Linked DNA regions of Homo sapiens: all the other regions are linked to region 1. Evidence: chromatin loops called from intact Hi-C (ENCODE). Cell type or tissue: ascending aorta. All regions are shown on one strand.

Region 1 (8,000 bases):
TCATGGTACAGCCATGCAGTGGCAAGGAGGGCTTTATCAATAGTACAATCCCAATTTTCTTAGAAGCAAAATGAAATCAGCAACAACAAACACAAATATGTGCGATAGAGGAAGAAAGACTGGAAGGAAATATACAAAAATAGAAACAGTGATTATCTTCTGATGATGAGAGTATGAGGGATTTTTACTTATTCTTAGTACTTTACTCTGAAATTTCTACTATAAGCACATAGTATTTTTATAATTAGAACAACAAGCAAAAATATTAACAATATCATTTCTCCTTAGAAAAGCTGCATGTGATTCAGTTCCTCTTACTTATCCCTTTAAGTGCAGCATTTCCTGGGGTGGTGCCTGGTTGACAGCTGCACATGTAAGGACTAGAAGCAAAGAAAACCATAACCAATTAACATTACAGTGGGAACTGAGGCGTGGAGAATGGAAATGCCTCCACAGAAACGTGTTATTACTAACTTTTTTTTTCCATCATGGGACAGGTGTTTAAGGGAATGCACTAAATTTGCTCCAGATAATTTATTTTTAAAAAAATACTATGATTATTGCATTTTTCTGCTTCTCCTTTCATGGGAACTTTTAACATGGGAACTATTTGGTAATGGATGTTGCATTTTAGGTCTTTTAAATCTATTTAATGGAGGCCCTACTGTGTGCCACCACTGGTGAGACAAGGGGTTATCTGCCATTGTGTCTCAAAAGGGAATGGGGCAGCATCCCTCACTAGGGGCTTTGCAAATGTTTGGGGGAGTTTTTGATTGTCAACATGACTGAAGGAAAGGTGCTGTTGATTTAGCGGGTGAGGGCCAGTGTTGCTACACACCCTGCAATATATGGGGCAGTCCTATATAACCAAGAACGGACCCACCCCAATCCCAATGCCTGGGAGGTGAAACATGGAACCAGACAGTACAGTGCGGAAGACGCAAACTCTAATGCTCCCCTACCCTCAGGCCAGGCAAGCAGAGGCTGTAGTGAAGTGGGGACAGCGGTTTCGAGCACTGGCCAGCATCACTACGCTTAAATCCAGGGTTACTGTATCTCCTGGGCTTCCCAGCAAAGCCAGAAATCTAGATGTGGATGTAAAATTTCCTGATTAAAGAAACAAACAAACACGCACAGAATGGGCCAAACAAAACATATCTATGGGGCAGATTTGGTCTTTAGTCTCCACTTGCAACACTGCCTTAGGTAAAGACGTGGTCCCTGTCTTCATGAGAGTAATAGAACAGCACCCTTATGACTTCAAATGCAAGTCCTAGAGGGGACAAATAAGGGTTCAAATCGCAGCTCTGTCATTTATTACCTACGCTCTTGGCAAGTTCCATAAAATGTAACTGATGGTAACACTCTTTGGTTTGTGCTGAAGATGCATCTGGGGAGAGACCCCAGTGCCTGCACATGGAAAATGATTAATAATGCAGAGCTATTATTATTATTATTAAGGATATCACAGTCTAAAATAAGCATCTACTGTGTACAGCACTCTGTGCTAGGTGCTGAGGTGTAAATAAGTGTGAGAGAAAGCCCTTGACCTGGAGGTGTTTTCATTCTAGAAAAAGAGAGAAATCCTGGATGTAAATACTGTGAGCTGGTCAGATTTAAGAATATGACTGACGTCAGATACTTACTGGAGATCAGAAGCAGGCACTTCTTGGGAAGGGGGGAATCCTGCCAGGCAGAGAGGAAGGCAGGGGAACAGCCTAAGCAAAAGCAAGGAGACAGATGACAAAATCACAGCAACACATGCTTATCACAGCCAGGCACTCTCTGAGGCCTCTGTTGGGGAGAAATCTGCTGCTTGGGCATCAAACCTGCGAGGGACGCGACTTGGGGCTGAAGGGGCCCTGGAGCCAGGTCATGGGACTGCTGACTGCCAGGCCAGAGCATGGATATTTAATGTGTGGACAGGGAGTGGAAACAAGGAAGTGAGCTGTAGGGACAGTGATCTAGGATCCAAGGATGATGTGGAAGTGAAGATGGGGACAGCAGCCGTGTGGGGAGAGCACGCCTGAGGCCTGGGACTGGGTAGTGAGTGCTGAGGAGGTGCTTTGCCAGGCCTCCGGAAGAATGGAATTTGGGAGTGCTGGGGTAAGCAGTTAAAACTGACTGCCTGGGGGATCATGGGAATTTTATATAGGGAAGATAATTTGAAACTTTTGTACCCCCTCCACACTATTCTGGCTTGCTCTCTCCACCCTCTGCTAGGATGTTCATTCACTGGCATGTTTGTTTTCTCTGTTGACTACTCTTCATGGTTATAAATGCCTCTCTTTAACTATTTTTTAAATTTTTGGAAGCAACTCCTTCTCTGGAAAATTTGCTATTATTTCCCAATGTCTTTAGAAAACCTGGACTCATCCCCCACCCCTGCCTTTCTAGAACACAGATCACTGCTAGGGTTATTGATGGACTGGGTACAGCAGAACTTCCAGAGTTTTCGCCCATCTAGGCTGGCTGATAGGGAATTCCATATTGCATATGAAGGAAGGATGTGCTTAGCAAATACCATGAAACAACATTTGCAGGGGAAATTGCTAATCCACTAAAAGAACAAACTGTCTCCAAGCACTCCAACAACATTCATTTACATTCCAACAGGCAAAATGCTGTTTACACAAGAGGCGCATCTATTTTTAAAAGTACACCAGGCACACCTCTTCTAGGGAAGATTCTGTAAGCTGTGACTCTGCAGGATAAAGAGTAATAAGACTGCTTTGCTGGGGATGTCCCATACCTGAGGTTCTTCAGACCATAACCGGATTTGGTCCAAACCAATGACGTTTCGCTGCAATGCATCTTTAGCATGAAAGATTCCATGAATAATCACTTAAGGTCCCCCAACAGACAACTGCTATACAACCACTGGAGGGGTACTTACACCTAAGGACTATTAACCCCTCCAGGAAAGAATCCTTTGCTTTGAAAAGTGAGTATAATGCCCTCATGTCCACATTTCCAGGAGGAAAAGTAAACAAATCCAAGTGTGTGGTGACTGGCACCTCATGGGCCAGGAGGGAGCACGGCGCAGCGTGTGCACAGGAAGTGAGCACTCCAGTGAGTGAAAGGGGGCAGAGCCTGCCTGCAGAGGGGTGAGAAAGTCTCTCCATGTTGCTCCCTCAGAGGAGTCCTGCTAGTTCTTTTTCTGTAGCAGGACAATCTACGCCCTCCTTCTGAGTCCCCCAATCCTCCACCACCACTAAAACAGATGTGGGGGACAGCTGGAAAACTTGCAGCAATGAAGAATTATTAGACAACGGTCAGAGCTGACCGAAGTTTTAAGAGGCTGCCTTGTAGATGGCAAGTTTCCTGTCACCAAACATAAGCTCACCATCAGTCAGCAGAGAGTGGCAGGATTCCGCTGTAGCTTCCCACATGACTTAGTAAAAAGAAATACCTATCAGACTTCTTTTTCCCTTCATCTGGATCTTTCTATAAAAATGTGTCCAGGGCGGCCGGGCGCGGTGGCTCACGCCTGTAATCCCAGCACTTTGGGAGGCCGAGACGGGCGGATCACGAGGTCAGGAGATCGAGACCATCCTGGCTAACACGGTGAAACCCCGTCTCTACTAAAAATACAAAAATTAGCCGGGCATGGTGGCGCGCGCCTGTAGTCCCAGCTACACGGGAGGCTGAGGCAGGAGAATGGCGTGAACCCGGGAGGCGGAGCTTGCAGTGAGTCGAGATCGCGCCACTGCACTCCAGCCTGGGCGACAGAGCGAAACTCCGTCTCAAAAAAAAAAAAAAAAAAAAAAAATGTGTCCAGGGCATGGATGAAGCACTAGATAAGAGCTAACATTCTTGTGGTTAGCTGCACCAATGATTTGGTGCAAGCCACTCCTCACTGGTCAAATGAAGTTTGGGGCTCAAAGAAATGTGAGTTGTGCCCTCCTTTTCTCCCCCCATCCCTCCCCCTGGAACATTCTGTGACTATAGACTGTGGCTCAAAAACGGGGATGTTCCAAGTCTGACTCAGTCACCAGCCTTGGAGTTAGGGTTGTCCTGAGGAGATAAGACAGACAGCTGGGAGACTATCTGGTGGCTTTTGAAGAACCTGACCTACTCCTGGGGCTCAAAACCCTCAGCTCCCACTCTGACTCCCAGGGCCTGAAATGCCAGCCTCACAGTCACTCCCTGGGGATCTGAATACACCCCTACCCACTCAGGGGTCCTGTAATCAAATGCAAATTAGGTCTTTATTCAACAAAGGGGTGGGAGGAGGGATTTGCTGACAACCCTGTGAGTGCCTGGCAGAAGGCCCTGGGGACTGATGGCCCCCCATGGAGGGAGGTCAGGAAAGAAAGGAGAACAGAAAAGGGAGAGAGCTCAGAAGGGGTCAGAGGCCTCGGGCAGCCCCCACTTCATCCCCAGTGTGCCCTGGGTGGGGGGATAATCCTGGGTCATCAGCCTTGGGCATTGTCTTAGCAGTGTCAGGACGCCCACCCTGCGCATCACTGACTACACTTCCGGCCTCCTTGCATGTGATGCTCTGTGCTAACCAGCAATTCTTCAGGCCCAGAACGCACAGACATCCACTCTGTCCCTCTCATTTCTCCCAAGACCCCAAGAAGTCAGGACTCAACACTAAGAGTAGGGCCTGATGGGGCACAGCTTGGAGAAGAGGCGTGCACAGAGGGTGGAGAGCCATCTCGGAACCAGCTCCTGCGGAGTAAATCAAACTGCCGTCCTCCCCCACAACCCGCTCTGCAATCCTTTCCAATCAGGGAGTCTAAAATTACCATATTTACAGCATCTGCAGCCAAGCCAAGCACTAAACAAGATGAATAGCAGTGACGCACGAGCCTGAGTGGGAGCCGGGGTAGAAGCATGCAGCAGGCTGGGCTGGGCAGGGCTGGGCTGGGCTGGGATGGGCCCTGGGGGCAAGTGAGCCACAGCGGGAGAGTGAGGACAGTCCCAGGCAGGGGTCCTGATGGATGAACTCACCCAGCACTAAGGGGAGGTAGAGGAAGGGGTGGTGGGTGAGGAAGCCTCGGTATCTCAGCCTTCTTAGAAAAAGAGAGGAGGCAATTAACAGAGAGAGAACATGAGAATATCCTGCTGACTTTAGGTTTCTCTCCTTCCTCCTCTGCCTCCCTCCCCTTAAACTCTCCAGGAGGAACCCACTGAGGCCTCCAAGACAGGATGCCTTCCATGGAGTTTCCTTGTGTATATGTGGGGTGGGGGATTTCCAGAAGGGTTTTGCTCTGGATTCTTCCAGTGGGGATACCCATGCCTTGTGAGTTTCCTTCCCAAGCAGCCTTTTCCAAGGACACTCTGTCAACCTACACAGACCAGTGACTTCATTCCTAAAAAAGGCCTGCAGGTCTGGGTGCTTTCGTTCTGGAGGAGAGTGAGGCCAGGAATGACAGGGAGTGTGTTCTGCTTCAGGGTGTCCCAACACTTTTTGTCCAAGCCTGGCTGTTCTCTCCCCGGAAGGAAAAACGCCCAGGAAAAGAGGCTTGGTGACTCATGACCTGCTCACTTGTACTTGGAGTTTCAGAGCTAGGAGGGAGCTACAGACAACAGAGAGAGGGAAAGAGACAGGGCCAAGGAACCCGGGCTTGTGGACTCTAAGGCCAGTGCTGTGTCTCCTGCCCCGGAGGTTCACCTTAGATTCCGTGATGCTCCCGGGTGCTGAGGAGTGAGCGGGGCTCCTGGACCCCAACACTCCTTCCTTCAGCCAGAGCATCTCCATTTTGAGCTGTTTTGTGGACTGGCCTTCTCTTTATGTTTTCATTTCATTTCCCCAAAATGTTCAGTGACTTGAGTAAAGTCCCTGGCCTGTACGTGCCGACAGGAAGTGAAAGGTAACAGTGGATGGCCGGAAGGAAGGCAGAATGAGGTGTCTTTAGAAACAGATGGAATGTAGCAGGAGATGCTGAGAAAGGAGGTTAATCCCGACACAAGGTCATGATCAGCACTCACGTGTGAATCAGCCCCCAGAAGAAGATGTCTCCTCTGAGAGATTTAGAGCCAGAAGCCACCTGCACTAATCGTGCCGGAACCTGAACTCAGATCCCGAAGTGTGGGCTGTTTGTTAGGCACCGGTCTAGTCCATGACAGCCATTTGTAATAGGAGGTGAGGAGAGGCTGGATTTGCTGGTGCTTGAGTTGGAGTTGCACAAAAAAAATGTTTCCAAGCTGAGAACATCATGAAATAGGCAGACCATTCAGCACATGACTAATTCTGGCCTCACCCTCAGGGTGTGCTAGAAGGAGAAAGTCCTGATAAACTGCACAGAGGTGTTTCTGCTCTTCTCACTTGCCCAGAATTGCCAAGAGTTTGCCATTAACATTAACATGGTAAGAACTGAGTGGAGTTGGTCGCCCAAGATAACAGCTCCCATTCCCACTGACCTCTGCCCTGTCCTAGGTAGGGCCCATGCTATCCCATAGTAGCCAGAAGTCCTCTTCTCTTCTCCTCCCGCCTCTCAGAGCACACCTGTCTCCTCCCCCCAGCTCCTCTTTCCCACCCTCCAGTGGTATTCCTCCAGTTTTGGGGCTTCTATTTTTTCTTTCAACTCTGTCTGCTCTCCTTGAGTGACTTTACTCTTTGTTGGCTTCGTTTATCACCAAAAGCCTGTGACCTCAGCTCCAGCCATCTTCCAGAATTGCCCACGTATATTTCCAACTGTCTACTGGACATCTCTAGTGGAACATTCTATGGTTGTCTCAAATCATACATGTCCAAGACTGATCTCACTATCTATGCTCCCTTACTTCCCATAACAAGCCCCTCTTCACCTGAAGGTTCCTACCCTGTCTCCTCTCTCTCAGTCAACGATATCACCAGCTACTCAGACATCCACATGGAAACCTCTGGACCCTCCCTCTCCCTCACCAAGGTCTGATGATGTTAACTCTGATGAGTCCTCTAAATCTCTCCCCTTCCCTTCTATGCCACCATAGCCCCGGATTAGGCTCTCAGCACCTCTCTGCTGCTACCAGTCCTTCCTCCAGGATCTCCCAACCTTGGATGTCCCTCCATGGTATCAACTGGAGACAACTGTCTAAACACAGATCTGATTATTCAGTAAGTAAAATATTTGCTGGTGACCCACTGTGTGCCAGACTTTGTGCCCAGAACTGGGAATACAGTGGTGGATACAGTAGGGTCCCTGTCCTCGTGGAACTCACATCCCAGTTAGGGAAATCAAACAAGAAGCAAGCTAAAAAACAGATACATGAATAAAATACTTCTAAGTTGCAGGGTAGGAAATAATGGGGTGGGGCAGGTATCTGTGCCACCCCTTGTAGAAAGACCTTCAGAGGCTCCTCATTACCTACAGAACAAAGTTCAGACCCAAATTGGCAAGCAAAAGTCTTACTAATGCGGCCCAATCTATTTTTCAACTCCCTCTCCCACCACTCCCTTCTTCTGCCCAACCCCCTACTCTATATTCCATGTCCTATTCATCTGTGAATCCCAAGCCCTTCACTCTTGGCAGATAACAAGCAGATAATAAATATTTAGGGAAATCAATGTGTGGACAAGCGAATGATGGATAGGTGTCTATAGGCATGCCCTGTCCCCGTTCTTACCTCTACTCTGGTGGAACTTCTTTACAATGGCCCCTTCCTTTGGGTCTCCAAAATGTTTCTCACACTGTTTCTGCCCCAGGTACTCATAATAATGTCTTTCCTGCTAGACAGTTAAGGCATTAAAGACAAGGGCAATATTGTTCCATTCTGAAAAAAAATGCCTGGCACACAGCAGGTGCCTGAAACATGCCAGTGGAGTTGACTGTGAAGAGCCTGAAGCAAGGGGAAGTGAGTGTTGTCTTTTTTTAGACTGTTTCCTACAAATACTCCAGTGGCCATAATATTTGGGTGGAAAAAAGAAGCATGAAGATATCCACTGCCAAGTGGGCAGCCAGAGGCATACACCTCTTTGCTCAAGGAACAGCCTCAAAGAGCCCAACTTTGTCCCCGTGTCTTTGCCTTTGAAAATAATTTTGCACAAGCAAAGCAAAGAATAATGAACC
Region 2 (8,000 bases), 150 kb after region 1:
AAATGAGGCAAAGTGTTAAAAATCAGGTAAAGAGCTGGGCTTGGTGGCTCACGCCTGTAATCCCGGCACTTTGGGAGGCCAAGGCGGGTGGATCATGAAGTCAGGAGATGGAGGCCATCCTGGCTAACACGGTGAAACCCCATCTCTACCAAAACTACTAAAAAATTAGCCGGGCATTGTGGCGGGTGCCTGTAGTCCCAGCTACTCGGGAGGCTGAGGCAGGAGAATGGCGTGAACCCGGGAAGAGGAGTTTGCAGTGAGCCGAGATTGCGCCACTGCACTCCAGCCTGGGCGACACAGTAAGACTCCATCTCAAAAAAAAAAAAAAACACAAAAAAAAATCAGGTAAAGGGTATATGGGGAGTTCAATATACTTTTCTTGGAACTTTTCTGTAGGTTTGAACTCTCCTTCCCCCCCAAAAAAATTAGTGGGAAAATGTAGGTTGGCCTTTCCAGAGAGATTACTTGGTCATTGATATAAAATCAAGACATGGGATTGGATCTCTGGAGAAATTACTAGGGCATTCATATGTTTCTATACATCAGAATCATCTGTTAACTTTGTAAAATGCAGAATCCTAGGCCCCATCCCAAACCTGATGAATCAGAATCTTTGGAGGTGATGCCCAAGAGTCCATATTTTCAAAAACCTCTCTCAGATGATCCTAATATATGCTAACATTTGAAAAAAAATCATGTATTAGGCATTTGCTGTTTTGCCTGCAATTACAGACTCCTCAGATCCCGCAGACAGTCCATGTACCATCATGCATGCATTTGTATTAGAAAATCTCCACCTAGTATCTTGTGATGTGGCTCTGTGTCCTTTTAATCTCAGAAGACATCATTCTGGAGAATGCCCTTTAGCCAGTTTTTAAGACTGACTTAATCCCCCACCCTGCTTCCCAAGAGGAATAGAGAGAAGAGATGTAAATACCCTTTAGAACTGCCATAATTCATCTGCTTGGAGCTGTTGTCTGAGGAGACACCCAAAATATTAATTCAGAGAGACTTGGTAGGAGGGGCGGCTGATAGCCTGGGCATGAAACAGGCCAGGGCTGGTTACCGGGCCCAGGTCCTCACTCAGAGACCCTCATTAAGGCCCCTCCTCAGTCTTGCTCCTTGACCTGCATTGCTTCAAGACACCAAACAAGGGTCAGCTTTCAGAGTTCACACTCTGCTGTGTTTCCTCAGTGACAGCAGGAACAGAGTGCAAGTAGGGGAGCAAAAAGAATCAAGTGAGACAAGACAGAAATGCTGAGGTGCTTTGAAAACTCCAGAGTGCCTAAGTGCATCTGATGAATTTGACTTAAAGTGCTTCCTTTGATCCCACAACATGGATACAATCCTTATTCCCGTTTCATAGGCAGAGAAGTGACTTGACCACCAAAATTCACCTGGTCAGAGGGAGAGCTGGGCCCCGGCCCAGGCCTTCCCCAGCTTTAGCTGTCCCAGCTGCCTGCTGCCCTGGCACTGGAGAGCACGTCATGGTGGAGAATGCTTTCAATTATCACCTTGCCCAGAGTGTGAGGATTTATGGTTATGCTTTCCTCCCTCCCCATCTCCATCAGCCTCTTTGGGAAGCAGAGGATCCTGATAGGAATCAGCATATGTTCCTGCGTGGGAGGGAATGGAATGCTGGCCTCACATATGTTTGCTGCCCTCGAGGCTCTGAGAAGGGGGTGGGGGAAGAAGTAAAATGTTGACATTTGGTGGAGGCAATCCCAGTGTCCTTTGCTCCCAGAATTTTAGACCAGAACCCGAACGTTTTTGTTTCCCACACTGGTAAATTCACTCTGGCTGCAGAGTTCCTTCAATGCAGTGTGCTTCCTTGGCCATCTGGACCCGGCTTTCTGAGGCAAGGCTGAGGGAAGCTGCTACACTTCTCCTTTTGGGGGCCTACACACACACACACGAGGGGTGTCCCCATGGCCACCATGCCAACACAAGGCTCACCACAAACTGGGGCCACAGGAGGGAGGAAAACTCCATTTATGACAGGAATTCGCAGCTCACAAGTTTCAAGGTCCAAACAGTGTGCAGTTTACCAGGGTGTGGGGCTTAGGCAATGGAGATGACCTTGCTTTAACTTCCTCAAGTATCTCTTCACAAGCATGTCCCAATCCCCGGGGAGTGGAGGGTAGGGCAGTCAAGTACTTTCAGGCAGCCGCCTCATGGCGGGAGAGGGAGCTCATGAACAAAATGTGCTGAGGCTAGCAGGGTTATTTTAATTGGGGGAACTGGTTTTGGTGTCAGTAGCCAGTCAGTTCACATCTGCAAAATATGAATTCTTAAGCAAACCAATTTCCTTCTTCCTCGAAGGCCAATGCTTATCCAGAAATGAGACAGAACTATGGGTTTACTGCAAATGACCAGCATCCGCAAAGTGATCAAGACTACCAACTTTGGGTAATGTGTCCCACATCTCAGATGTCAGTTGATATAAGACATTACAGTAAAGAATTATGAGGTAACACTTTGGGATAATTATTGTTTTCCAGGCTAAACACCTTACATACATTATCTCTGTGAGGGAGGTACCATTATCATACCAATTTTCTAGTGAAGGAAGCTGCGCTACAAAGAAAGTGATTTGCCCAAGGCCACCTGGCAAGTGGCAGAGTCAGGATTTAAACCCCAGAGTCTGATTCATTATTTTTCTTTTCATTGTTTCTTTTGGCCATTTAGATATTACAAGAATGGCCATTAATCTCCCTTTCTAGGAGGGAAAATGCATGGAAACTACCCCCTCCCCGCCCCAATTTTCTGGACATCCCATTCATTTTCTTTTCCTCATTAAATTATAATATTCAGTTTCTTATTCAGAGTCATTTGGGCCTTTCTAGAAAAGCATATTTTAATAATGTTCTCTCCCTATTGTTGGGAAACTCTTAGTCATACGACAGGTTTCTAGAAATTGATACCAAAAGAAAAATAAATCTCCAGGTTTTCTCCAACTGAAAATATGTAAGGTGATCCCAGTTGCCAAAATCATGACTGGCTTTCCTTCTATGACTATCATCTCCACATCTGGTTCACCTTCTTTGCCAGAAGTACATGATCATATATCTTTCTGTATCTTAGGATGTTTCACTATTTTATGACATTTCTAAATAGAATCGCTGTGTTAATCATCATTATAATCTGATAATTACATTATTTATTTTATCAGTGTTCACTCTGCAATGAAAAAATGAACCAGCAGAAGGTGAATGTGAAAGACTAAGAAGAGCCCTGCAGAAAACCCGTTAGCCCATGTTTTCATCTGTAATGTGGATGTGGGATAGGAAGAGGGACAACGACATAGTACCGACCAGGTTCCAGAAACTATTCCAAGTGCTTTACGTGATAAAAATCTCTTAATTGTCTCAACGACCATACGAAGTATATCTCTAGTGTTGCCCCTATTTTATAGATGACAAAACCTTACTGATATCTGTATAGCTAGTAAGTAGGAGAGACAGGATTCAATCTGTCAGCCCAACTCTGCCGGTGCCCGTGTCCCTGCTCTGTGATCCTGACAGGCAGCCACAGCCAGGAGTCCGTCCTTGTTTTAGATATTTCCCATGTCTGCTGCTCAACTAGACCCTAACGGTGGATTCTTGGTACATCCTTACCCAAGGATAACCCATAAGTTTTCATGACATTACCACGGACTCGTCTTGCTTGTGAAACCAAGTAATAGTAAAAACAGAAGAATCATGTGTTAAAAATTTTTTGAAGTAAATGATTCTGTCATCATTATTCTTAAAGAAAGTGATGTACCCAAGGTCACACACTTAGTCACTGGTCAGTCCTGGGGCAAACACCCCTTGATGTCCAGCCCTTGAGTCAGGATGATTGCTTCATCTAGAAGGCACCATGGGCACTCTGCCTGAATCCAGGAACCTCTGGAGTTGTATATGGCTCTGTCCAAGACAAAGGAATCCGCTGTACCAGATCCACAGAAGCCCTGGCTCTAAATTAAAAACAGCACAACAACAACATTGCAGCAACAACAAAATAGTAATACAATAAAAGGTGGGAAGACCTCGAGAGCATAAAAATTTCCTTAAACTGATCATCAAGGAAAGGAAAGGGAGGATTCCTTCTTTAAAGAGGCAAGTGCCTGCCAGCAGGAACCTAAAACTCATTATTATTCTGTATTTTCTTTTTTCATGACTAAAAAGTTTTTCTATCCTCCCCCTTCCTATCCCTATCAAAAGACTACCCCCTCCACAAGACAATCACAAACTTTAAAAGTAGCAAGCCCTCACTTCAAACAAAATGTAAAAATAAAAATTCAAAAACCCATAGTGTTTGCAAAACAGCTTTGTATGGAGGAAGGGCAAATCTTATCTTAAGAGAGGCTAATTTCATAGGAATCGGGCAAAGAGAGGAGAGGTAGAAAGGGTGGGAGCACAGAAGAAGGGGAGGCGGGAGAGGAGGGGATAAAGGAGGAAGAATCGCTGGCTTTAAAAAGCAACATTGTCCAGAGAGGTGAAAGGGAACAGATGGCCGTGGAGAATGTGGCCCTCAAAGCCTGAAGAAAGGGGGGGATGCCGACAGATCTTGCTGTTTCCCATTGATGCCTGAATGTTCTGGTGCGGGGAGCCGAGGCCAGTGCAGGGGACGGACCTCTGTTCCCAGCAGCTCACTGGGGCACTGGCGCTGAGGCTCACTGAGAAAAAGAGCAGGCGGGGGTGAGGGGGGCTGGAGGCAGCTGTGGCTGCAGAGGGAAAGGACAGTGGGCAGCATCGGAGACGTGCGGCTTCCACAGCCTTCTCTTTTGGCCCAGCCCAGGGAGGTCAGCCCAGTGCTGGTCTTTGCCCTGGCAGAGGTGAAGTAAAGGACAGGAGCCCGGGCCCAAAGCCTCAGCATCCTTCCCCTCAAAACCCACTGGGGGAGCCCTGTCTGGGATAAAGTAGATACCTTGGGAGAGGGAAATGAAGAAAATATTCCAAATGCTTTCAGAGGATTGAGACATTCAAATTAAAATAAACAAGAAATCTGGGTCTCTGAAAAAGGTCAGAGAATCCTGCCAAGGAAACCTTATATTATTTCATGGAGTCTCAAGGCAGAGAAGTGATTTGCTGAGAAAAACAAAAATGAGTTGGTGGCAAACCCAGGAAGGAATCCAAGAGTCAGTTTCAGAGGACTGAGTCAGCCCCCAAAGAGGTTCAGGATTCAAGGTGGGCCTCCCTGGTCATTGCTTGTAGCTGTGCCACACCGGAGGATTGTTACTGGAGACTCACAAGTCAGTACAGGGCAGCACTAATACAGGAACCTCTGGCCAGCTGGCGAGCCCGTCCTTCCTGGAGGGAAAAGCCCAGCAGCCCCTGCAGATGGAGGCCTGAGAACTTGGGAAGGTGGGGAAGGGTTTGCGGAAGCAGCGATTACAAAGAGGCTCATAAACTTTAGGGGACAAAGATGCAATCACTGTAATTTCCTTAACTTAACTTTGATCAGAGAAATTATCATTCCAAATGACATCTTGACCTCTCCCTACACCTGCAGAAGATGTTGATAAAATTCAGCCCTGCTCCTGCCGACTAAAGAGGGAGCCACCTTCTGCCTGGCTCACTGTTCAGTCAGCCCACAGAGACTGCACAAGTTCAAAACAAAATTCCCCCAGTTCTTCTCTTCCTCTGTCTTCTTCCCTGGCCCTAAAAATGAGAAAGACCTGAATTTGGGGCAGACGGTCTTTCAAACAGTGGGGCAGGAGTTTGCAGAAACAGATCCCTCATCAGAACAATCTTTTGGAAACATTCCCACACATTTCAGGGCCCCAAAAACATCACCCTCTGTGAGAGTAAAGGAAGTTAAAAGGGGGCCCTAAATATATTTAGTGACCTGGCAAGTTCACCTTTACCTGGGGCTAGGCCTCCATTGCCATGTCAAAGAGCCACCAAGCCCCACGTTTTGCACTGTAGATGCATCTGAGTCACTGAGAAAATTCCCATGGAGCGGCTCAATAAAAAAAGATCAACCATGATAAAGACCTTGCCTTTTATTTCCCTGCTTCAACCAAATTGCTCCCCAGGCGCTTTAGATTTAGAAGCTCTACTAATCAACCTTATAAACAGCAGCCCAGCCACTGCATAGAAATTACTTTGTATAGCTCCTAAGCGAAATTACCCCAGGGGATAGAAGATGCCCAAGGCTTTAACAATCACACCATAACACAGCCTCAGTATGAGAATAGAGGACAAGCACACTTTGACATCCCAATTGAAACTCCGGGCTGAATCCGACATAGAAGAATGTAATTACCTTTCCTAGTTTGACGGTGCACTGAAGAAACTGGAGAAGCGGAATACCTATTAGGTTCCCACTAATCCTCCTCCTAAATTCAAAGCAGGGCTAGTCCCTGGAATTCATTTCTGAGTATCCTTACTCTCTGCTATTGTTAAATAGCTCAATTGATAAGTCCTTCCAGCTAATAATGTTTTCCACGGAGCTCACCCCCTCCTCTTTCCCAGCAGCTCAAAGCACTTTACAAATATCACCTCATTATTCTTTATAACACTCAAGTGAGCCTGATAGGTGGAAAGGTTAATTATCTTCTCCTTCCCAATAGGGGAAATAGACAAAGGAAGGAGAAGTGACTCGCTGAAGCCAGCAAAGCAGAGGCAGAACTGGAACTAAAACTCAGCCATTCTCCTGACTCCAAACACACACATGTCCTATGTCAGCTTGTAAAGCTGTTCTGCTGACAGGGCAGGATTTTCTCGGCGTGGGCTGTGTTGTAATCAACAGGTCTGCAGAACTGGGGCACCAGGCTGGAGGGGAAAGGGCATGAGTCGAAATGGGGAGGCCCCACTCAAACAGCCTTCACTAGTATGGACCAGTTTCTTTACCTCCGAATCTCAGTGTCCTCCTCGGAAAAGGAGGTGTGTAGATTATAGGATCTTTCAGGTTCCTCCCAGCTCTTAGGTAATTGGTGAAGTGAGAGTTTCAAAAGAGGGTTCTATTATTCACCAGCCCCTTGTGATCACGTGGGCCTCATTCCTCTTGTAAGCCTGAAATAGCATCTTTGTTTATAGAGTGCCCTATGTCATCCACTGTCCACCCAGTGGGGATCAAATCATTCAGTTCAAAGTGGCAAATGGGAGAGAGAGTCCTATAGGGCATCAAGGCCAAGCACTAAAGAGATATGGAGACAGGCAGGGAGCAGGAAGACAGAAGACTAGAAGGGTCATAAAAGGAAGAATTGGCAAACAACATCTTGAGCTGTGCCTTGGTCCTCACCAGGGCACCCCCTACATTCCAAGGAACCTATGACAAGCCTTCCGAAGCATAAGAAGATTCCAAAAAAACAGGGTTTGCTTGGGTTTTTCTAAATACAGGATTTACTTGCCAACCCCAAAACCCAAGTGAACAATGCCCCAATGTACCCTGTAGTGGTGGTTTTCCATTTAAACAGAATTTGATTTTAATGAAATAACATTGATGTACCTTCCTCAAGTTAATTAAAACCAGATTATACAGGTGGTGCCATAGTTTGTAATTTGTATTGCTTGAGCCAGATAAACCTGAGCCTTTAGAAAACCTGTAGTATTTCATCTCTCTGATTTTCTACACTTTCTCTTCCTAAATGATGCTTTGCTACTCCTCATTTGCCATAAAGTGAGTTGGAGAGAGAGGACATTTAGTAAAACCAACATTTATTTGTAGGGGAAGCAGCCCCCGCAACCAGAATAATGACCTTGGAAATGGTTTTGTGTGATGGGGCGATTGCAGTGACTGGATATAAAGGACTGACTGTGCAGCTGCCAGAAAGAAACACATTTTTGTAATATCTGAGTTGTTTCTATTGGCCTGGTCTGCCTTGCATTCACCATGGGAACTGAGTCAACAAGTTTGCTTGCTTTTCTTTCATACAGAGCATTTTTTTTCCACATACAGGGTAAAAGGAATAAAGAATAGATATCCCCTGAAAGTCAAAGGCTTCATGATAAAAAAAAAATGGGTATAATGTTATTATTTATCTCCAAGTCCAGTTGTAAAGGCAACTGGTT
Region 3 (8,000 bases), 82 kb before region 1:
ATTCAGGATGCATTCCTCTACCCTCTACCTTTTCCTCCTCCCTCATACTCTGTCCATCTCCCTTCACACCAAAGCCCCCCAAGCTGGTGTAAATGAATCCCCAATCTCTAAACTGTACTCAGCATCCCAGGCCTACGGAGTTGGGGTCCTGGATCTCCTTCTCCCTTGATCTAGCACCATTTCCAGAGGCTCCACCTCCGTCTCACCCCCACCCCATTACTGGCTGACTAGTGGTGGCCGCCAAGGTGGTATACGGGGGAGAGGCATTTTCCAGGCAGGGGTGGGAGGGTTTCGGTGGCTCTGTAGGGACTGTGGAGCCAGTGGCAGGCTGAGAATCCCAGCCACTGGGGGAGGGCAGGTAATATGAGCCCTGGAGAAAGGGATCTGGGGCTAAGGGGAGTGGGAGGCAAAGGCGACGGGCTTTTGAGCACGTTCTCTCCTCCCCACATCACAAGGCACTTCATCCTTCATTCCTCTGGCATTGCCGTTCTTGCACAGCTGTTCTCTGACCCACAACTGGAGACTGTTGAAGGCATTCGGTTTAGGTACAAAAATGGATGCTCTAAGCAGAGGAGGTGACTTTGGGATGGTGTACTAGTAATCATTGATAACAGTAATAATACAAAGAATAACCAGTATGTATTGAGGGCTCATTCTGTGCGAGTGCTTACCTTGATTACCTTGTTGAATCCTCAGTAACTCTACGAGGTAGGTGCCATTTTACCCAGGAGGAAACTGAGGCTCAGAGAGGCTAAGTAACTTGCCCAAGTTTGCACAGTTAGGAAGAGCTGATGGCAGGAGTCCAACTCAAGAGGCTGTACCTTGGAGCCCAGATTCTTGATGCAGACAGGAGGCCAGAACTTGCTTATTCCTGTCAAACTTCAGCAGTCTTGGTCAGTGACAAGCAACTGGAAGACAGTTGCCAAACTCTCTCTGTGCACATTTTGGATGGGCCCAAGGTAACTTGGGCAGTTGCTTCTGGCTACCACCCAAGTGAGCCTGAGCTGTGGTCTCATACCTCACTTGCTGGAACAATCCAAGCCCACTGTTGTCCAAACAGCCCTGGCCAAAAAGAGGCCACTCCCTTACCTCTGTCCTCCAGGACGGTCACATCTTAGGGCGAGGTAGGAACAACAATGGGTGTGTGTGGGTGGGGGTAGCCCCACGAGCTCCAGCCCACAGGCTTCCCTGCTTCAGGATCGCCCTGGCTGGTGGCCTGGGTTTCGGGCTTTTCTGTGCTCTGAGCACATCTAAACATTTGGAGAAAAACAAGAAAGCGAACAATAGACTCTTGTGGGCTGGAGAACAGAGCTAACTTCCCCCAGGGACTAGAGCACTGTTCATAAACTGCCCCAGCTGCACTCTCACGGTCAGGATGTCACTGGAGCCTTGCTGAATTACAGCCTTGTCCTCTCCAGGGGTGGGCTGCGGACTCCTGTTATACATCGTGGGGGGAATGCGAATGCAGTGGGGGAGCCAGCCGTTTGGGGGAAGGCGTATTCTCCTGCTTGAATTTTAAGAAATCACATAAAAAATATGCATCCGAGCCTTGGCGTTGTAGCTCTGCCAAGTCATCCCCTGACAGACATGTCCCGATCACAGCTGTTTGCCTCACAGGAAAAGAATCAGGTTTCTGTCAAGTGGACTCTGGGCACAGCCCCAGAGAGTTTCATGGGGTCCCAAGGACCTGGAGAGTCTGTGGAACTAACTTGTGTGGAGAGCAGTTTAGCCAGGAGGCAATGGCATTGGTGTCCTCAAAAAGAGGCCCAGGGCTGGGTGTGGTGGCTCATGCCTATAATCCCAGCACTTCAGCACTTTGGGAGGCCAAGACAGGAGGATCACTTGAGCCCATGTGTTCAAGACCAGCCTGGGCAAGATGGTGAGAACCCCTCTCTCCAAAAAAAAAAAAAAAAAAAAAAAAAAAAAAAGAAAAAGAAAAAGAAAAAAGAAAAAATTAGCTGGGCATGGTGGTGTGTGCTTACAGTACCAGCTACTCAGGAGGCTGGGGTGGGAGGATCACTTGAGCCTGGGTGGTCAAGGCTGCAGTGAGCTGTGATCGTACCACTGCACTCCAGCCTGGGCAACAGAGCAAGGCCCTGACTGTAAAACATAAAGACCCACTGGTCATTGCGCTGAGTAGGGTGGGCATGGTGGGCCAACGGTGGGTTTGTTGGAGCTGGCTCCCCTCAGGCTTTTTGGACAGTTGCTTCCCATCGTCACAGCCAAGGGCAGCAGGGGCATGGTGTGTTAGGTCAAGAATAAGTTGGTGAGTGGACGGGTGCAAAACAGAGCTCAGACACCCTCCTCATTCACAGCTGGCCTGGCGGGGCCAACCAGGCCCCATAAGGCTAAATCCCTCGATCCGGAGCTCCCGGCCTCCATCCCCAGGACCCTAGACAACTTGTGAGGGATGTCCCCGTCTGGATGGCATCCCTGGAAAAGGCTGCAGTGTTTCTAAAGAGGCTGTTCAGACATCACATCACAGTCCCAGACGGCCGAGCGGCTCCTGTGCTCACTTGGCCGCTCTCCCTGAGAAACACTTTGGATCAGAGAGTGCTTCTAGGTTGTTTTTCCCTGAAGAAGTGGTAAGAATTCAGCGAGCACCCCACAGCTGAAGGAAAAGTCAGTGGCTTTACTTACTGAAAGTATCAGTAAAGAACCTCCCGGAGGATGTGAAGCTCCAGACACTAGATGGGCAAGAAGGCTCCAGATGAGGGGGCCTCGGAGGCAAAGAAAGCGGAATTTAGAAACAAATGGTTTGGCTTCTGGAGAAGAAAGAAAGAGTTTCTTGGTGTCTCAGAGGTTTAAAATGGCTGTGCTAGGTCATGCCTGGCGCATGATGCAAAGGCAAAGGTCAACAGTGTTTTGCTGAAGAGGTCTTCCTGAGAACGCAGCATTCCTTCCTGGCCTGCTTCACTCAGTAAACCCTCACTGAGGGCTCCTGGGATGCAGAGGATCGAAAGATGAACAAGAAATCTCATCTTCAAACTCTCCCAGGCCAGCCAGTGATGGTTATACAGTGTGGACAGAGCAAGAATATGAGGTGGATGGCCAGCACGCAGCGCACACACAGACACTGGAGCCTGGGGAGGCAGGAGCCTGAGCGGCGTCTTCAAGGGTGAGCCAGAGCTGGCCAGGCAGCCAAGGAGGTAGGACAGACACTCCCAGCAGAGGGAACAGACCGTGCAAAGGCTGCCAGTGACAGCATGGCCCCCAGGGAGAGCTGGGACAGTGGTAAAGGGACGAGTGCCCAAAGAGGAAAAGGTGCACCTTATACTCTTTGCTTTTAACTCCCTAAATTTTCTATATGCCGGGCACATGGGAGATTCAAAACCTTGTGGCATGAGGGCCTCTCTTGAGTCAAGTTCCATCCATTCTAGCACATTAACTAAAGGCCTGTCCCCGGCTTCCGAGCTGTAGTGACTCCCCAAGGGATCAATCTCCAGGCCACTCCCTCCTCCCATACCCTAATACTGTCCTGAAAACCCTCTGGTCCACCATGCCAGGGGCAAGCAGTACACTTGCATGTTATGAGGGACGGTTCTGTTCCCAGGAAGTGAAACAATATTATCACTGTATTTTCCTGATTTCTGGTCTCACAGTGTCTTCCCAACCCAGTCCTGGAAAACTGCTATTAAATCAATGCAGCTTTAGAATTGAGGGAATCCAGTATATCCCAACTACACCCGCCTTTTAGACACAGTCTTTGACCATATACGTCCAGAATTTCATATATGCTCCCTAATTGTATTCATTTTTTTTTAACAATTGGACACATAGTTGACAGGCTTAACTCCAGTGAGCATTTGATTGAGGCTACATAATCCCACTTTCAGCGTGCCTAATGATTTCCATCTTTGCCTCAATTATATGAGCTCTGTGAGACCTGCCCTTCTTATCATGAGAATCAGCACTTCATTTTTCCATTTCCACTTATTATTATAAAATAATAGGGCCAAAATGCCAGAAAATATTCAAATACTTGCACAAACACTGCTGAACAGTCCAAAGGTGACGCTGTTGAAATGGAGTTGTTGGCCAGCAGGCAGTATTACCACGTGATGGCTTTGAAATGTTCCTTCATCTGCCAGCCTGGGAGAGCTTGAAACCAGGGGTTGGTTCAAGGGGTTGGAATGGTGGTGGTGGTATGGGTCAATGTAGAACATACGAAAAAAAGGATGTGCCCGTAGAAGTTACCGGCCGAAGGTTGTCTGGAACGATCCCACCCTCTGAAGCTCAGGGGAGTATAAACCCTGGCACCTCCTGCCCAGATGGGCAGGCACTGCTATAGGATGAGGCTGCTGGTGAAGGTTTCTCTCCAAGCAGCTAGTATCGCATCACAAATGTGCTGAAGTAAACCTTCCAATGTCTCCAAGTCCGGAGGTGCATGGGGGGTGGGGTAGGGACGGCCATGCTATTTTATAGCTGGGGAGATTCTGCATACTCATCAGGGAAGGAGGTCAAGTTCTAGGTCACACCTTCCCAGATGTGGCTCCAGGCTGACCTGCTGCAGGGGGACTAGTGGGGGAGAAAGAGCGGGCTGCTGTCATCTACAGAGATAGGGGGTTCACTGGCCAACAGAGTGGTGAAAGGACAGTTAGTGTTGCTTGAAGAAATTCCTCCGGAGGCTCAAGAGTGCCTGGAAACAAACACCCAGGATTTCTCTGCCACTTAGCAACCCAGGCAATGGAACGTGACTTACGTCTCTAAGCTTGTGAGCACAGTCCTGGCAAACTCGGCATTCCTAGGGGCTGTACTGAGAAGAGACTCCCTCTCCTCAAAGCTACCTGAATACCAAAAACCTTTTTCCAAAGCTTCTTACTGTGGAGTCAGAATCCTCCCTGACGTGATAAGAATTTTGTGAGAAGTGGTAGGAAACCTGGTCTTTTAGTTCATGACTAGCATGTTAGAAGGGACCAAACCTGGTCATAGGGACAGGAGGCTTGGCCTCCAGGCTCGCCTCTGCCCTGTCTTTCTGAATGGCTCTGGACAAGTTCCTTCATTTGCAAAGTTAGACTGTTGGTCTATGGTGGATTAGCTTTAATACTCAAGTATTAGAGTATTGGTGAAATGTAACAATATGTGAAATGTGAAAATTATAAAGTATGATTAAAAATAAATATCTTAGGACGTATGTATGCTTTTTGCAGCTGGGGAATGTAAGTCCGACCCTGGGATTTATAACAAACTACCACAGAAGGAGGACTCCTGGGCTCCCAGTCAGGCCTCAAACAGGCATCACAAAACGATAAAGCTATTTGCTTCTGAATCCAACCCTCCCAAGCCAGTTCCTCCTTCACCTGCCCTGGATGGAAGGGCAGCAATTTCCCTTCAAGATGCTGAGGGTATGAAAGCTTTGTTCGCAAGCTGGGGTATGAACACCTCCTTTTTAAGAATAAACGTTAAGACCAAGCACACACTTTTCAGAGCTGCTAACGCCCACATTTTGTGTCTAGCTTTGGGTTTCCAAGACCCAATGTGAAATGCAGTGCTTTCTCTACCTTTAAAGAAGAAAATGGGAAAGAGAGGTGGGTTTTGGGGTTCTTATTTTGCAAACCCCCTGGAGACAATGCAAAAACTCCTCCTCTGCAGCAGCAGGTAAACACCTGAGCTGGGAAGGAAAGCTACCTGGTAGTCCCAATGAATGCCAGCAAGACAAGGGCAGGGAAGAGGCGGGGCAGCTTCTCTGTCAGCTGAAGGCTTACTTTTGTTTGAACAATGTCCCAACCTCAGGAGGGAGGGACAAAACCAAGAATGGTGTGATTTCCCCTGGGGGCCACTGCTAAAATGAAGTTGGGCATCGTGTGGGGCTGGAAGCTGTGGCTGCAGGAAGCCAGGGGTGATGGCCTTCCTGCAGCCGTCTCTCGAGCCCCGAACTTGCGGGAAGAAAGGACTGCCCCCTTCCAACCCGTTCGGGTTGGTTTGCGCTGGAACGCCACGCTTTTCAAAGTGTCTGAGTGATAGGTACTTTCTAAATATGTACAGCGATGGCCTGATAAGCAACTAAGCGTCTGGCTTCGCGGGTTCATGCCCGAGGCTGTGCGGTCGGGGGAGGCTGGGGGCTCAGCCGAAACCTCAGCTCCTCCTTACAGGCCTGGTTTGGAAACGGGCTGTACACTGCTGGGGGCCCCACTTTCCAATGTTTACTTCTGAGATTGGAAGAAGAAGACAAGAAACACCTCCTCACCCCCTACCCTCTGCCTCCACGCCCGCGACTCAGCCCAGGTGACCCAAACGGCAGAGTCAACTTGGCGCAACCGGAGCGTCCCCATCGCGCCGGCCACCCCCAGCCCCCTTCGCCCCTCGCTTGGCCCCACAATGCGCCGTTGTGCCGCGCCTGCCGTCAGGCCGGGGATTTGGAGCAGGGATGGGGGGAATATTCGTCAGATATTTAAAACAGAGCCGAGAGAACAAAGCAGGCCTTTGTGCAGCAGGGCGGCCCGGGAGCTGGGAGCCGCCGGCCCCCAAGCACTGTGCTGGGCCAGGAGAGTGCGCATGCGCGCGGCGACCTGTGCGCTCGGGTTCTGTGCCGGCTTTTACCCCAGGTAAGCGGGGCGCTGCGTTAACCCCTTCCCATCCCGCGCCCCGGGGCGGCCCGAGGCAGAAGCTGGCTCTAGTCTGCTGGCTGCTGCATGTTTAGCCGAAAAAAGAAATAGTCATCTTCCATGTTTCTATAGGACACACAGCTCAAGATAAAATGATACACCACTTGAGAACCCAAATTTTCAATGACTGGAAAGACTGGGACACTTGGGTCATGTAAAAACCAAGACATTTGGAAGATGCGCCATCTTCGGATGCTAGAAGATGGAAACTTTTGATAGGCGTGGGCTTCTTCCGCCTTGTTTATGCTGGGTGAACGGCTCTTTCATTTTTCTGTTCACTGTCACTTGGAATTTGGAAGACATACTGGTTGTCGTCAAGGGCCTGGCTTTTGTTTTGGGTTGTGGGCTGACTGGATGGTGTTTATTTAAAAAAAAATAACTGAATAGCTAAATACAAGTGAAGTGTGCATGGTACAAAGATGACATTGTGTCATGAACCAAGAAATGTATAATTAATGAAATTTTATGCAGAAGAAAGAAAGAAGAGGAAATTAGTAGCTATTTAAATACATTGTGTTGTTGGGGAAGGAGATAAGGTTTCTGAAGTAGGGTAGACTAGGAGTGAGTTGGGGGGAGGTGGCATGTGCAAAGTACCCCAGTTCTGCTTTATATGGACAGTGATTGCACCCCATAGGTAATGGGGACTGGCAGACAGAGGCTGTGGGAAGCCAACGGCAGGCTTAGAAGTGAGTTATTGTGCTTGAATTATTCAGATGGGTGAGAAAGGCAGTCCCAACCAGATGATTTCACAGCCTTCCAAACGCGGCTCCTGGAGCATGTCCAGTGAGGTTAGATGGATCTCCCCCATCAGACAAGTCAGGGGGAGTGCAAGGACTCAAAGGAGGTCTCGTGACTTGTATGCTAGGAGTCTGCAGTAGCCCACCCTGCTCCAACTGTGGACACACATCTGAGGAATTTATGGCTTTCTTTTTCCTTCATAGCTGAATAACCTGGTGGTCACAAGAAAGCAAAGGGATTTTTATGTGACATCATCTTGGCAAGAAGCTCCCTTACCAACCTTGACCTCCAGGTCTCCATGGCAACTGCTGCTGGGACATCATTGGCACCAGATTGTGTCCCTTAAAGGCCACACTGCAGCAAGGGCAGATAAACAATTTCATGGCAACAGTCACGTAGCAATCTCATTCTTAAATGTGGGCTGGTTAGTTAGGATGATGTAAGTGGTTTTTTCCACTCTCTTCCGCATTCTGACTCCAGAATTCTGGGCCTAGGACATAGTCAAAGAATGTACCTTGGGGTATGAGGTAAGAAAACAGGCTGGGGTGGGACTTGAAGAAGTACCTTCTTCTAGACACAGGGACAGATTCTTTTTCCTTTCCCAGTTGAGAGTTCATTTTCTGTCTCGGTTCAACAAAGGCATGTTATCTTTATATA

What was found. Peaks named below come from ENCODE experiments on the same cell type or tissue, not always from the same donor. Only the 100,000 strongest peaks of a DNase experiment are listed, where the experiment ranks them.
Region 2: a loop joins it to region 1, with 5 times the contacts of the local background. A loop is called at or near these places in 12 of 110 quality-filtered maps.
Region 3: it touches region 1 in a loop (2.0-fold over the local background); 17 of 110 quality-filtered maps call a loop at or near these places.

The regions. Positions count from the first base shown.
Region 1 is chr14:68,545,182-68,553,181 of GRCh38, reverse strand. It overlaps a transcript of RAD51B not described here. Among named protein-coding and RNA genes, the nearest start is that of RAD51B-AS1, 140 kb to the left of the region's middle. RefSeq lists enhancers at 1,348-1,868, 1,869-2,389, 5,114-5,705. In ascending aorta, no CTCF peak of the experiment used is centred here; DNase peaks (open chromatin) are centred at 4,051, 4,811, 5,431, 6,150 and 1 weaker place; H3K27ac peaks cover 6,245 bases.
Region 2 is chr14:68,391,589-68,399,588 of GRCh38, reverse strand. The region is part of intron 8 of RAD51B (RAD51 paralog B); the gene reads right to left. It overlaps LOC101927971 (a long non-coding RNA gene), which reads left to right. Exons shown (of 4, transcript XR_245776.5): 3 at 2,323-2,409; 4 at 3,173-4,293. Among named protein-coding and RNA genes, the nearest start is that of RAD51B-AS1, 290 kb to the left of the region's middle. RefSeq lists an enhancer at 1,700-2,426. In ascending aorta, a CTCF peak has its summit at 4,893; DNase peaks (open chromatin) are centred at 2,038, 3,838, 6,708, 7,738 and 1 weaker place; H3K27ac peaks cover 6,320 bases.
Region 3 is chr14:68,626,897-68,634,896 of GRCh38, reverse strand. It overlaps LOC100996664 (a long non-coding RNA gene), which reads left to right and starts at 6,110. Exons shown (of 2, transcript NR_135816.1): 1 at 6,110-6,545; 2 at 7,547-8,000. It also overlaps a transcript of RAD51B not described here. RefSeq lists a silencer at 6,402-6,451. In ascending aorta, a CTCF peak has its summit at 3,964; a DNase peak (open chromatin) is centred at 7,656; H3K4me3 peaks cover 627 bases; H3K27ac peaks cover 3,692 bases.